Regions from separate parts of the Homo sapiens genome. Here region 2 is linked to region 1. A link is an interaction called in ENCODE POLR2A ChIA-PET data of the cell type or tissue named here. Cell type or tissue: GM12878. All regions are shown on one strand.

The links. Peaks named below come from ENCODE experiments on the same cell type or tissue, not always from the same donor. Only the 100,000 strongest peaks of a DNase experiment are listed, where the experiment ranks them.
Region 2: POLR2A ChIA-PET joins it to region 1 with 7 read pairs; 1 of 35 experiments calls an interaction of 5 or more read pairs at or near these places.

What each region holds. Positions count from the first base shown.
Region 1 is chr17:67,674,812-67,679,811 of GRCh38, reverse strand. PITPNC1 (phosphatidylinositol transfer protein cytoplasmic 1) reads right to left here. Exons shown (of 9, transcript NM_012417.4): 8 at 4,270-4,333. It overlaps LOC101928045 (a long non-coding RNA gene), which reads left to right. Exons shown (of 4, transcript NR_188294.1): 4 at 4,189-4,656. Among named protein-coding and RNA genes, the nearest start is that of NOL11, 41 kb to the left of the region's middle. In GM12878, no CTCF peak of the experiment used is centred here; no DNase peak of the experiment used is centred here; H3K4me3 peaks cover 361 bases; H3K27ac peaks cover 1,159 bases.
Region 2 is chr17:67,080,176-67,085,175 of GRCh38, reverse strand. All of the region lies in intron 32 of HELZ (helicase with zinc finger), which reads left to right. Among named protein-coding and RNA genes, the nearest start is that of CACNG1, 38 kb to the right of the region's middle. In GM12878, a CTCF peak has its summit at 2,783 (motif pointing right); DNase peaks (open chromatin) are centred at 2,895 and 4,159; H3K27ac peaks cover 429 bases.

The DNA of each region.
Region 1 (5,000 bases):
ATACGTTGTTGTTATTTCTCTGATTAGCGTTCTAGTCGTGCAGAGAGACCCAAGGCTCATGGATAAAGACCAATCACGGCTTTGAAAGACACACTCAACTCCTCCAATATGGAAATGGTTACACTTTACAATGAACACGAACAGAATAAAATCTCTTTAGGGAAACAGTTTCGTGACAGCCAAATGCTGAAACTCAGAAGAGATACAAAATTCATCCTTGGCTGACAAATGATCACTACCCTCAACAATGTCCTTTTTTCTTGACTCTTAATTAAGCACTGGAGGTGGTGTGTCTAATTAGAGAGAAAGACATCTAGAGCTACCCATGCATCAGTGTGTACAGTTTGTGCACTGTATGAACACACAGCAGAGGAGGCAAATGGGGCTCAAATTCAGCCCTAAGCCCAGAGCACCTGCTGAGTCTGCCCAGAAGGGGCACCTTTTTCTAATTCATCTGTCTAAAGGGAAGCTTTTTTTTCTAATTCTCACAAGAAATCAGAGTTGTAAGAATTTGGGTTCCTGCAATCATTTTAAAATTGATTTTATTTTTTGTTTTTTAGAGACAAAGGCTCGCTCTATCGCCCAGGCTGGAGTGTGGTTGGCCCTGCAGACAGCTATGATTCTCTAGTTAACCTATTTGGATTGAATCAATTAAACGGTCCTTACAACCCAATGTCCCAGTCTGGTTTATAGCCCATGCTATAAGCCAGTAGTTCTTAAACTTTAGCCAGCAACAGAACCATCTGGAGGGCTTGTTAAAACAATTGCTGGGCTAGACCCTCAGAGTTTCTGAGTCAGTAGGTTTGGGGTGGGGCCTGAGAATATGCATTTCTAACAAGTACCCTAGGGATGCTGACGTTGCAGGTCCAGGGACCTTACTTTGAGAACCAGTGCTAGACGCTATAGCTATAGGCAAGGATTTATTTTGGATCTTTTCCATGTTTCCATGTTTCCATGTTTCCATGAGAGTCTCACTGAGCCTGTCCAGAACAAATAAAAATAGGCCACTTCAGGTACCCCAAAATGGAGTGGAAGGGTAATGCTGGTGGGCGCTTAGCCTGGGTACCAGTGGCACATATGGCCCACAGTTCCCAGAATTACTTTGAATATGGGACTGAGAAGGCACTCTGTGGACAGGAGTCATTTCCATTCATTTGATTCACTGAGTGTCTGCATCTGTGTGATGAAGGAGCCACTGTTTTCCTGGTCAGCAGCTCAGCTGTGGGTACTGATGGTTGCAGAAGCTTACATGAAATTAACGGTGTAGTTCTCAGACCACTGCTGAGTGAAAAGGCTGCTTGTTTTGGCTGGGGCTATGTCAGTGTATGCAGGGGGAGACCCACTCTGGGGAGTGCAAGGTGTCCTAATGATCCACATTCACTAAAGCCCACAGTGTTGTTTTGTGCTCAGATAAGGAAAAGGTTTTTTGCACAATAGACTCCTTAGTTGTTAAATGCCTCCACTTCACTCATCCTAAGTAAATAAGTGCTCTCTTTTGAAGGTCTCCAGATTCGGGGAGATCTCCTGTTTCCTTTGATACATTATTCTAGCCTTGGGCTCCTGTTGTAATCCCAGAATTCTTTTTTTTTTTTTAAAGAGACGAGGTCTTGTTCGGTCACCCAGGCTAGAGTGCAGTGCTGCGATCATAGCTCACTGCAGCCTCCAGCTCCTGGGCTCAAGTGATCCTTTCACCTCGGTCTCCTGAATAGCTAAGACTACGGACATGCACCACTGTGCCTGGCTAATTTTATTTATTTATTTTGTAGAGATGATGTCTTGCTATGTCGCCCATGCTGGTCTCGAATTCCTGGGCTCAAGTGATCCTCCATCCTAGGCTTCCCAAAGTGCTGGGATTACAGGTGTGAACTACCGTGCCTGGCAGTTTTTTTTTTTCTTTCAATTTTTATTAGAAGTCCCTAAGTCTTTTATTAGAAGTCCCTAAGGCCGGGCGCAGTGGCTCATGCCTGTAATCCCAGCACTTTGGGAGGCTGAGGTGGGCGGATCACGAGGTCAGGAGTTTGAGACCAACCTGGCCAGCATAGTAAAACCCCATCTCTACTAAAAAGACAAAAAAAATTAGCAGGGCGTGGTGGTGGGAGCCTGTAATCCCAGCTACTTGGGAGGCTGAGGCAAGGAGAATCGCTTGAACCTGGGAGGCGGAGGTTGCAGTGAGCCGAGATTGTGCCATTGCACTCCAGTCCGTACGACAGTGCGAGACTCTGTCTCAAAAAAAAAAAAAGAAGTCCCTAAGTCTCTTCCTTGCCCTAGGCTCAGCTGAGATGGAAAAGTCAGGCCCCATCGCCTTCCTGGCCTTTCATTTACTAGATACCCACCCACACTGGGTTTTCTTCCTATATCCTGCCTCTAATCAAACCCTTTTTATTATTCTGTCCTCTTGATCAGAGCCCGGCTATTCTTTTAGCTGAAAAATCTTCTTTGGCACTCTGGCAACAGAGAGAAACCTATCCAAGTGCCCTGTGTGTTGGTTTTCAAAGTGGCAGATTTTTGGCCCTTCAGGTACCTCTCTTTTTGCCAAACTTCTAATCAGTTTGCACCTATGATTCTTTAAATATCCTTTTGATATTTCCTTGGTGTTGGTAGCAAGGAAACCATGAGCTCTGAGGAGCACAAGCTGGGAGAGACCAGAAGTTCTTATCCTTTCTTGGGGTCTGTGCTCCCTCTGAGAATCGGAGAAAAGCGCCCCAGAAAAAAACAACCAGAAAGATTTATTTAAGGATCAGAGGAAGTAATCACAGGAGACTCTCCTGCCTGCCTCACAAAACACAACTAGAAATAGACAGGTCTCTGGGAGACTACATGACAATGTGGCAAGCCAGTGCTTTTGCGGTATGAGAGCGGCATTCTGTGGGTGTGTGATAAGAGAGCATAAATGATCTGCATTTGGACAAACCCAGGAAGGTGCATTTGCTCTTCAGAAGGTGCAGATCTGGGAAAACTGCAAAAGGAGGTAAGAAAAAAAGAAAAAAAAAAGAAAAGCCCATAGCTTATAGAACCATGCCTTTTAAATGTGGCTCAGAAATAGCTAACAATATTAATAATAATGACTGTCTTTGCCCCTTCCGTCTAACGTGTCCTTTTACTTTGGTACCTTCTGCTCAGAAAAGGGAGGGAGTTGGTGAAACAATGACAGAAAAGGACCAAAATGCAATCTAGGTTATACTCAGAACAAATTTAATGTGACTTTGGAAAAGGCCAAGGAGAAGGGCATTTCATTAGACAATCGACCTGAAAATCAGATCTAACCTAAGTCACCGGTGGGGCGTGTTCCTTTCTATTTATAGCCAAGGACGGTAGCCATCTGATGACTGATTCTGGGAGTGCAGAAAATTCATGTGGACAAAACAAGACTGCTGAGGACCTGGGAAGGATGGTCCATCCATCATGGGATGAAGCTAACCTTGTTTTCATTTGCTGCAAATGTGTAGAAATTGTTTAACTCTTCCCAGATCATGAAAAAAAAGCCAGAACAATAGTTTCAATTAGGATGAACGGGGCACCTATGCCTCTGTCTGCCCTTAAATTCTTGCAGAACCTGTATATATTTGTTGAGGGGTAGTTTCTTTCTTTCTTTTTTTTTTTTTTCCGAGACGGAGTCTCGCTCTGTCCCCCAGGCTGGAGTGCAGTGGTGCGATCTCGGCTCACTGCAAACTCCGCCTCCCAGGTTCATGCCATTCTCCTGCCTCAGCCTCCTGAGTAGCTGGGACTACAGGTGCCTGCCACCATGCCCGGCTAATTTTTTGTATTATTTAGTAGAGACGGGGTTTCACCGTGTTAGCCAGGATGGTCTCGATCTCCTGACCTCGTGATCTGCCCGCCTCGGCCTCCCAAAGTGCTGGGATTACAGGCGTGAGCCACTGCGCCCGGCAAGGGGTGGTTTCAAATGTTGTCTGAATCAAAGGACTGCTTTTACTTGACAGGATGCTTCAGACAGCTTTGATCTTGAAGTTTGGGATAAATTAGGATGGGTTTGAAACCCATCTAACAGAGAATGATGGAGCCATGCGTATCAACTATGTAAGCATCAAACATCCTGAGGTTCCTACTTAGTCAATAATTCTGTGGTTATTTTAGACCAAGCTTCTATAATTACATCTTCATTATGCTTGGCAGACAGTGCTATTTCCAACACAGGAAGCAGCGGCCTTGCCTTTGTTGTTGTCCTTCTAGGTAGCAGTTGAAGCCAAATGGACAGAAAGCCCGAGACAACATGAAGTTGTTCTACAAGTTATTTTGGAGAAATTGACTTACCATACCACTCATCAACCCATGCAAAAGCCTGTCTATGTCCAATCAGCAGAATGTCTCGGACCACCTAAAAAGTAAAAGAAGGAGACTGAAATAATAGCATCTTTGATGAAAACTATCTGGAAGACAAGTTGTTAACAATTCTGGGGATCTTGGTGATTACAGAGTTCTTAATCCCTCTGTCCATAGGTGATGACAATTACAGGCTGCCTATAGGTCCTATAGTGCTCACACACCTCCAGCCCTTCCCCATGGTGTACACACACTTGCAGTATATTCATCTCTTTGTCTTATTTGAGAGTAGGGCTGGGTGTGTGTACAAACTAATGACAAATACTTGACAGTCACACAGCAGTGATACAAATAAATATCTAGGTTAATTACCTTGAAGTTTTTCTCTCCATTTATTTTTAACTAAAACAGCATCTACTTTTCATCTGTGGGAGGGTGTGTCTCACTGGTGCCAGGAGGTCATAAATTTTGGAAATCTAGAACACTTTTCTAGGCAGCAAGTCACTTTTTTTTTTTTTTTTTTGAGACAGAGTCTTACTCTGTCGCCAAGCTGGAGTGCAGTGGCGCGATCTTGGCTCACAGCAACCTCTGCCTCCAGGGTTCAAGCAATTCTCCTGCCTCAGCCTCACAAGTAGCTGGGACTACAGGCGTGGGCCACCATGCCCGGCTAATTTTTGTATTTTTAATAGAGATGGGGTTTCACCATGTTTGCCAGGATGGTC
Region 2 (5,000 bases), 590 kb after region 1:
AAGTGCTGGGATTACAGGCATGAGCCACCATGCCTGGCTGCTTTGTCACTTTTTTGTTTGTTTGTTTTTGAGACAGAGTCTCGCTCTGTCACCGTGGCTAGAGTGTAGTGGTGCATTCTCAGCTCACTGCAACCTCCGCCATCCGGGCTGAAGCGATTCCTCCTGCCTCAGCCTCCCGAGTAGCTGAGATTACAGGCATCTGCCACCATGCCCAGCTAATTTGTGTATTTTTAGTAGAGGCGGGGCTACATCGTGTTGGCCAGGCTGACCTCAAGTGATCCATCCGCCTTGGCCTCCCAAAGTTCTGAGATTACAGGTGTGAGCCTGCCTTGTCACTTTCAGGGTCTAGGATAAATACACTCACTCATGTTATCATATTTGAATTTCCTGGCAAACATCTACATTACAAATCAGTGATAATAATTTGTTACTTTTTTGGTGGTTTTGTTTATTATAATTTTTTTACGATAACATCATTTCTCTTCTTCTTTTTCTTTCTTTTTTTTTTTTTTTGAGACGGAGTCTCGCTCTGTCGCCCAGGCTGGAGTGCAGTGGCGCGATCTCGGCTCACTGCAAGCTCCGCCTCCCGGGTTCACGTCATTCTTCTGCCTCAGCCTCCCGCGTAGCTGGGACTACAGGCGCCCGCCACCACGCCCGGCTAATTTTTTGTGTTTTTTAGTAGAGACGGGGTTTCACTGTGTTAGCCAGGATGGTCTCGATCTCCTGACCTTGTGATCCGCCCGCCTCGGCCTCCCAAAGTGCTGGGATTACAGGCGTGAGCCACCGCGCCCGGCCTCTTTCTTTTTTTTAACCTAAGTTTTAGGATAGCTTTTTGCTGAAATTAATAAAAAGCTGACCCAAGCTGATAAGGTAGAAAGTTCCTGAGCAAATGCTCATGTCATTTGTGGTATCTTTTCTGCAAATATAAAGTCATTATTTTCTTCATTGCTTGGAGACAGAGTGTAGTATTTTTAAATTGAAAGTATCACTTAGTTTAGCATTAAAAAATTAATTCAAATCACGAGTGTCCTGAAGCACAACTTCTTGTTTATCAATTTTTTATTTTTAGAGAATTGTAGTAGTGGTATCAGACATAAAATAATCACATGAGAGACTTCTTACTGAAGTTAGAGATTTATTTCTTGAGCTTGAAGAAAACTGTTTATATTATATTGGTTTGAAATTTTAAAAAGATGATTGTGTTTGATATGGATATCAGTTTACAATTAAACTGTAAGCCTAAAATAGAAACCCCATCTTTGGCCTTTTTAAACTTTGAATTTCCCGTTTTGACACTGAATACACTTTAGGCTCTTAGTAAATGCTTGTGGAGAAAGGAGATAATGAAACTAGATTCTGTGCAATTAAGGGGGTGACCCAGTTGCACTGCAGAGGGTGGGGAATCCCTCCTCCAACACAGGTATGTTTGGTTTCTGTTCACTTACCTGGTGACAAGACATACTTTAGCAGACATTTTCTTTTAATGCATGGGTTGAAAATTTTAGATTAGAGATGTGTTTTTTGTTTGTTTGTTTTGTTTTGTTTTTGAGACACAGTCTTGCTCTTGACACCCAGACTGGAGTGCAATGGCACCATCTTGGCTCACTGCAGCCTCCGCCTCCTGGGATCAAGCAATTATCCTGCCTCAGCCTCCTGAGTAGCTGGGATTACAGGCGCCCGCCTAATTTTTGTGTTTTTAGTAGAGACAGGGTTTCACCATGTTGGCCAGGCTGGTCTAGAACTCCTGACCTCATGATCTGTCCGCCTCAGCCTCCCAAAGTGCTGGGATTACAGGCGTGAGCCACTGTGCCCGGCTGAGATATGTATTTTGAAAAATATTAGTTGTAAGACTAGTGAAATTCATAGTTTCAGAGAATGTTTTCTCTTATTGGGAATATATACATGATTAATTAGTAGCAATCTTGTATTCATGGTTAGACAAGGATGTAGGCATTAGGTTAAACTGCCTCTAAACTATTATTTTCTAAGTATTTATTTAATTAAAAACATTTAAAACTGGGCCAGACATGGTGGCTCACACCTGTAATCCCAGCACTTTGGGAGGCCGAAGCGAGTGGATCACCTGAGGTCAGGAGTTTGAGACCAGCTTGGCCAACATGGTGAAACCCCTTCTTTGCTAAAAATACAAAAATTAGCCAGTTGTGATGATGCATGCCTGTAATCCCAGCTACTTGGGAGGCTGAGGCAGGAGAATCACTTGAACCCAGGAGGTGGTGGTGGCAGTAAGCCGAGATCACACCACTGCACTCCAGCCTGGGCGACAGAGCAAGACTCCATCTCAAAAAAAAAAAAAACAAAAAAAAAAAACAGTTAAAACTAATTACATTGCTATAAAACTGAGAACATGGTTAAATAAGTCTTAATAAAGTAAATAAAAATAGTAAGTTCTTGAACAATGAAAGCCATGTTTATTTTATATATTATTTTAGACAGCAAAAAACACTTATATTGAAATATTTGTTAAACTAATTGTTCTTGAAAGCCATTGTTTTATTCACAAAATCAGTGACATTTAAAGGGAAAAGTGATAAATATACTAGAAAGATATTAAATGCTTTAAAATCATTTTGAAGAATTTTATGAATTTTTAAAATTTTTAAATAGTACTATAAAATTAGCATATTGAATAAATAAAATACTAAAGCTAAAACGTGAAATATTTTCACCTTCTGAATTCTAGTTTTATGTTATATTGGACAGCTGTATTGCTGATGTTAACATGGTTTTGAAACTTTGTCATATGGAGTGTGAAGTAGCTTCCATCAGGTGTCACTAGTGTGTTTTAGAGGAAATGAACCATTGTGGTTTGGGTTTTAAAAAGAAATATTAGTGGGGTTTCTTGTGGTTTCAGTTTTTTACTTATTTTGAACTCAAGGATAGAGCTACCTCACTAAATATCTGAAGATCAAATGTCTGAGTTCATTCTATTTGATGATTGTCTTAAGCTACATCTGATTGCAAGAAACAGAAACCAACCCAAAGTAGCTCAGGTAAAAACAGTTTTACTGGAAATAAGATCCAGGGAGCCAGCTGGGTTGATGAGGGGAGCCGGATAGTTTTCTGGTCACTGTGTTTAATCCATGGAAGGTGCATAGCACAAAGTGCCTGGCCCATGGTAAATAGCCACTAGATGTGATGGTCTCAGCATCTCCCTCCAGGGCCTATGGCTTCCTCTGTGTACCTGCTCCTTCGTCCTGCTTTTCCTTGTAAATTGGTCTTCTGATCACTCTGCTCTTGGTCTTCTGATCACTCTGCTCTTCTATGTATTTTTAAGTGTCTTTTGGTTTCCAAAGTAATCTAGCTAAAGGTCTCACTTTCCCTCTCTGTCTGTACCTGCACCCCCCTGCCCCGCCCCACATACACATACAGAAATTTCTGGGAAAAGAAATCCAGCCCAATCTAAATCAGGTATGTTCCAATGGGACACTTCCTTCTAGACATGAACACAAGGAAGGAAGAGACAGTTTCTGTGGCCCACTAACCACAGGGCCATCAAGAAGCAGAGTGCCATACTCATAGAGCTCAGTGAAAAAGATGGCATGGTCCTCTCCCTCAAGGAGCTATCTAGTTTGGGAAATAAGATTAACATACATAAAGCAATAACAATCAATATTAAAGGACATAAAACCAAGTGCTAAATGTGCAGTTTAGACACTGTACCCTTAAAGATGGTGGAATAGTTGGGAGAAAACTTTGTACAAGAGGAACTAACTCACCTCTCTGTTGTTATTGCCCTCTGTTGTCTAATATTAACCTTTTACCGTGTTCAGAGGAGACTAATGAGGAAATGCTTCCCATTCTTGTCCTCTTCTACCTGTATCAGTTAGGGTAAGGGCTAAGCTGTTGTCCCAAAGAGACCCCAAAGTACAGTGCCTTAAATAAGATAGAAACTTATTTTTCTTTTACCTAATTGGGTAGTTCACACTATCTGAGTAGCTTTGCTTCACAAAGTCATTGAAGGGCCCAAGGTCCTTCTACTGTGTCCCACTGTCCTCTGAAGGATTGTCTTTGTTGCATAGTCAAAGCTAGGTTTCTGCCATGACAGTGTTTCAAGGCAAGTGGCTTATCTTCAAGCTAGAGATGACACAGAAATTGCATGCACACTTTTGCTCATATCTAATTAAGCCAAATTTAGTTACTTAGCCATACTCAGCTACAAGGGAAGCTGGGAAATGTAGTCACTAGCTGAGCAACTACGTGTCCAATTTAAGCTTAGTGTGATGGGTGGGGTTTCTGTACCTAAAAGGAAGCAGGGAAAGCACAGAAACCGAGAGATTGTTACTAGTCTCTCCTGTGCCCTCCTAGTCTTTCCCCACCTGTTTAAATCCTTCAGGACTCATCCCAGGTTTCATCTTCTCTATGTAGATTCCCTCCTGGCTCTCCCAGAACTCCCTTAGGACATATCAGCCTTCATTGTTCCACTTCTATTGTTATTTAGCCATGCCATGACTGAATATTATATATTATTTCCACAATAAAATGATAAGTTTACAAAGGGCTGCTCTAACCAACTGTATACTTTCATGGGTCTAGCACAGCAGTGAATACATAGTAAGTGCCCAATAAATATTTATTGGATTGAGAAGGCAGTTTAAGGTTTTGGATGGGTAAATGGGCAAATTCCAGATATGAGAAGCAACCTGTGAGAAAGCAGGAAGAGCAGACTGAGCATGGCTCACCTGCCTGTTTAATTAAATAGAAGGTCTGTGAGAATATCCAGAATTTATCTGAAAAGAGGTAGAGGAGGAAAGTAAAGAAGGAGGACTTCAAAGAGCAGAGAACACAATTTATTATAGGGCCACAAAAAACTTAATACTGATACAGAAATAGAAACACGGTTCAGTGGAACAGGAAGACTAGAAAGCCCAGATACAGATTTCAATGCACAAAAGAATTTAGTAATAATAAAAGTATGATCAGTATAGAAGGGATGGATTATTCAATAAATGATTAATTAACCATTCAAGGGAAAAATAAAT